Regions from separate parts of the Mus musculus genome. Here region 2 is linked to region 1. The links are chromatin loops, found by intact Hi-C in ENCODE. Cell type or tissue: gastrocnemius. All regions are shown on one strand.

The links. A loop is a pair of places that touch in the nucleus more often than their neighbours do. Peaks named below come from ENCODE experiments on the same cell type or tissue, not always from the same donor. Only the 100,000 strongest peaks of a DNase experiment are listed, where the experiment ranks them.
Region 2: a loop joins it to region 1, with 6 times the contacts of the local background. A loop is called at or near these places in 30 of 42 quality-filtered maps.

The regions. Positions count from the first base shown.
Region 1 is chr19:5,964,010-5,966,509 of GRCm38, forward strand. Pola2 (polymerase (DNA directed), alpha 2) reads right to left here and starts at 197. Exons shown (of 18, transcript NM_008893.3): 1 at 1-197. In gastrocnemius, a CTCF peak has its summit at 1,410 (motif pointing right); DNase peaks (open chromatin) are centred at 222 and 1,437; H3K4me3 peaks cover 838 bases; H3K27ac peaks cover 1,404 bases.
Region 2 is chr19:6,019,763-6,022,262 of GRCm38, forward strand. No RefSeq gene overlaps it. Among named protein-coding and RNA genes, the nearest start is that of Capn1, 5.8 kb to the left of the region's middle. In gastrocnemius, no CTCF peak of the experiment used is centred here; no DNase peak of the experiment used is centred here.

The sequences.
Region 1 (2,500 bases):
GAGACCACCTGGCCTAAGCCCTCAAACGACCCCAGCCACCAGGTCACAGAGAAATACTTCAAAAGCCCTCGAGAGGTCTCGATCCAGAGAGAAAACTTGCTTCCGAGGACTACACCTTAGCTTCTCCGTGAGGAGCACAGCACAGGAAAAACCCGCCAAACGCTTTGCCTAGCGCGCGCTTGCGCGAGGTTCTGCTCGGGCCCCGCCCTCCCCGCGCACGCGCCGGTCCTCCCACTGCAGCTGCGCAGAACGCGCCTCTGCGCGTCACTCCGCGCGGAAATTGAGAATCGAGACCCCGTACTGTGGCTGTTTCAGGAGTCGCCTGTTCTGCTAAGCTCTGCGATGCTTGTTTGTCCCTTTTTTTTTACCCTTGGCCAGGAGGCGCTGTTTGTCTGTATCTTGCAGTGACTGACACGTGTGTCCAGCACGGCCCTGGAAGGGCACGTTAGCTCCTTCCTCCCCCACCTCAGCATCTCCATCCTGCTCTGCCTTGGTTCGTCCTGATCTAACGCTTTCGTAGGGAATGTGGTTATTATAGCTGTTATGATTGTCAGTCACGGGGATAGCGGGAGGGCAGGTCACTGAAGGGGGAGTGGTTAGAGAGTAAAACAAGGAGTGCATTCTCTTCTTGATGTATTTACCAAATTTTCGAACCAAAATCTCCATTGATTTGGCTTAGGTCAATTGATCTGTGACACCCTAAGAATGGAATGGAAGACTGGCAGAGCCTTTAAGAAAAAACGGTTTGAAGCTAGGCCTGGTAGCACACACCTGTAATCTCAGCACTTGGAGGCTGAGGCAGGTCTCTGCAAGTTCCAGCCAAGGCTATACAGAGAGACCCTAACAAGCAAGCAAGAAACACCAAACAGGACTGCAGAGATGGTTTAGCAGTTACGCTTACTGATCTCACAAAGGACTTGGGTTTGGTTCCAGCACTAGTGTGGTGGCTCACAGCTGCCTCTAACTCCAGTTTCAGGGGACCTGAGACCTCCTGACCTCCACAGGCTCCTACAATCACATGGTGCACATACATACACTCAGGTACTCACAAACACCCATTTAAAACCATGCCGCTAGCCCCAGCACTAAGGAAGCAGAAGCAGGAAGATTACTGAGTTTAAGGCCAGCCTGGTCTACAGAATGGCACCCAGAACAGCAGGGCCACACTGAGAAACCCTGTCTCAAAACAAAAACAAAGTGTGTCTGTGTGTTTAAAGGCTGATTGAACTTCAACTTTCTCAGTGAACATCGTGGCTCAAAGCTTCAATCTCAATATTTGGGAGGCTGAGGTGAGATATTAACACGAGACTGCAGCCGACTAGGCCCACATTTTAAGTCTGTCCAACAGAAAAACAAAACAAAACAAAACTTTACTGGGTTTTCACACTAGTAGCAGGAAGCACTGGGCTGGGCTGCAGGAATTTAGCCACCAGGTGGCAGCAAGGTCACACAACACTACGATTTAGTCCCTCAGTGCTGCCACACATCATTAACATCTGAGGCTTATGGCCTTTCTGATAAAGAGAGGTAAGATTTAAATACAGCCTCACAAACCTTGAACCAATTATCACCCATTTCTAGAGATTAGGGGTGTAGCACACCTGGCAGAGTGCTTGCCTGGCGTATCTAAACCTTGGGTGTGACCCTCAGAATCTGATGGCCATTGGCACATTTGTAATCCCAGTACTTGGGAATGAAGGACCAGAAGTTACCCTTAGCTACATCAGAAGTTCAAGGCCAGCCTGCTACAGGAGACCCTGCCTCAAATGAATGCATAAATAAAGCAAAGCCATCTTTCTTTCTTTCTTTCTTTCTTTCTTTCTTTCTTTCTTTCTAGATTTCTTTATTATTATGTCTAAGTGCACTGTAGCTTTCTTCAGACACCCAGAAAATGCTGTCAGATCTCATTACAAGATGGTTGTGAGCCACCATGTGGTTGCTGGGATTTGAACTCTGGACCTTTGGAAGAATAGTCAGTGCTCTTAACCACTGAGCCACCTCTCCAGCCCCCAAAGTAATCTTTTGACTATTTTATTATTTTGTGCGTATGAATGTTTTGACTTCAGGTATGTCTGATGCTGAGGAGGCCAGAAGAGGGCATCAGATTTCCTGGAACTGGACTTAGAGATTAAATTGTTAGCCACCATGTGGGTTCTAGAAATTGAACCCAGATCCTTTGCAAAAGCAGTAAGTCTCTTAAATGTCAAACATCTCTGTAGCCCCCGCCCCAAAGTATTGTTGTTGCTGAGATTAAAGTTGAGCAACACCACACACATCCCATCCAGCCAAAGTAGTCTTTCTCTCTTTCTTTCTTTTTTCTTCTTTTGGTTTTTTTCAAGACAGGGTTTCTCTGTGTAGCTCTGGCTGTCCTGGAACTCACTCTGTAGACCAGGCTGGTTTCAAACTCAGAAATCCACCTGCCTCTGGCTCCCAAGAGCTGGAATTAAAGGTGTGCGCCACCACTGCCTGGCAGTAGTGTTTCTTAAGGTAACCCTTAGAG
Region 2 (2,500 bases), 56 kb after region 1:
TTCATGGTGAGGGAAGTACTGGGATGAAAAGGGTGAGAGGAAGGGATTGCCAAGGACCTTGAGAAAACTTTTTTTTTTTGGCAGGGGGTGGTGGGTGGTGGTAGTGGTGACCTCTTTATTCTTCTGACTATAAAGGTTTCATGGATATATGACATATTGAAACAAGATACTCATTTTGAAGCCGGGCGTGGTGGCGCACGCCTTTAATCCCAGCACTCTGGAGCCAGAGGCAGGTGGATTTCTGAGTTCGAGAGGCCAGCCTGGTCTACAAAGTGAGCTCCAAGACAGCCAGGGCTATACAGAGAAACCCTGTCTCAAAAAACAAACAAACAAAAAAAAAAAAAAAAAAGATACTCATTTTAAATATGTAATCTGTTTAGACCTCACTAAAGCTGTTAAAGCCACAGGAACTTACTGGCAGATGGGGGAGGGGTTCTTGGGAAATGGGGATATATCAAATGCAACTCTAGCCCCTGAGTGGGCTAATGAGATGAGGCTGGGTTGAATTGGCTATTTTATTGGTCGGTTCTTTTACCTACCACCCTCTGCACCCCAATCCCATCTGCCCCCCAACACTAGGTAAGAGAGAAAGAAAGCGAGAGGGGCAAGGGGCATTGATATTGTTAGGCTACTTCCTGCTGACTGCTGACTGAGAGTGGCAAGTTCCTTGATAACCAGTTTCTTCTTGTGTGTTTGCTTATGACCACTTCAAACCCCAGCAGCAGGGGGAGCAGCAGCCTCCCCCTCTCTTGGCGCTCTGGCCTTTATATAGCTCTCTTAAGAGTCCCCAGAATTCCAAAGGTAAACTATCTTCAGCTAGCAGAACCACACCCCTGCCAGAGGTCCCCCTGTTTCATCCTTAGCTTTCAGAGTTAGTGTAGAACACACAGGTTAAAGGTTCCTTCACAGGTGACTCTTTTACTCTCAGCTGTCATCCACAAGCAGGATGGCCAAGTGACAACTCTCTGTCTTAAACAGACTGTTTCTGTCAAGTTGATACAAACCTAGACAACTGGGAAGAGAGAATCTTAACTAAGAAAACACTCGGTGAGACGGTGAGACGCTCCTGCAGGGCCTGGGGAGGCTGGAGGGAGAGCAGGGAGGGGAAACTGCAGTCGGGATGCGCTGTATGGGAGAAAAATAAATAAAAATATTTTAAAAAAGACTGTCCTGTGGACAAGTCCGTGGGATCTTGTCTTGATTAATGGTTGATGTGGGAGGGTTCAGCTCACTGTGGACATGTGGGGACCAGAGGTTGACATCAAGAATCACTCTAAATCCAGCTTCCCTGCTGAGGCAGGGTGGCAGTCAAACCCAGTGCTCACCAAACGGCTGGCTAGTCTCCTTAGGCAGTTTGCTTTGGGGATCCCATCTCTGCCTTCCGAAACTGGAATCGTAGGCAAGCTACCATGCCCGATCACCATGCCTGATCACTGAGAATTTAAACACTGGTCTTCTCAATTTCTGGGCAAGTGCACTTTAACTACTAAGTCATCTCTCAAGTCCCAAGATGGGCTTTTCTAAAACGAGCAGCCCCGGCCCTGTAACCTCATTAGTGTGAATCCCACATGCTTGCCTTGTGAATAATCCAAGGACTTCTTTGAGAGACAAATTCTATCACACAGAAAATTGTGTGTATTTTAGGAGCTGTGTGTTAGGGACAAAATCAGAGGTCAACATTTGTATACTATATTCATACATATATGAATATCTGATACACACACATATATGTCTGTTTATATTTAGGTTTTCTTTTTCTAGAGGATATCATAAGAAATTCACGAGGGACCACTGAGGTGACGCATTGAGTAAATTGCTGTTGTGTTTGAGATCTGGAGCCAACAGTGGGGGGAGAGAAACTAGTCCTGAAAGTTACTGTCTGATCTACACACAGACACACACACACACACACAGCCACACAAACACACACAGTCATACACACACACACACAGCCATACACACACATACAACCATATACACACACAGAGCCATACACACACACAACCACACAACCACACACAGTCATAGACACACACACAGCCACACAAACACACACAGCCATACACACACATACAACCATACACACACACACAGAGCCATACACACACACAACCACACAACCACACACAGTCATAGACACACACACAACCACACACAGTCATACACACACACAGAGCCACACAAACACACACAGTCATACACACACACCCATACACACACACAAACACACAAACACACATAGTCATACACACACACAGCCATACACACACACATAGCCATACACACACACACAGCCATACACACACACACACACAGCCATACACACAAACACACCTGTAATCTCAGCACTTGGGAAGCTGCAGCAGAAGGATTGATGTAAATTTAAGGCTGGCCTGGGCTACATAGTGAGTTTTAGGCAAGTGTGAGTCTTGTCTCAAAACAAAAGAGGAAGAAAGGGAGGGAGGGAGGGAGTTCGGAGAGAGGGTAGGGAAGGGAAGAA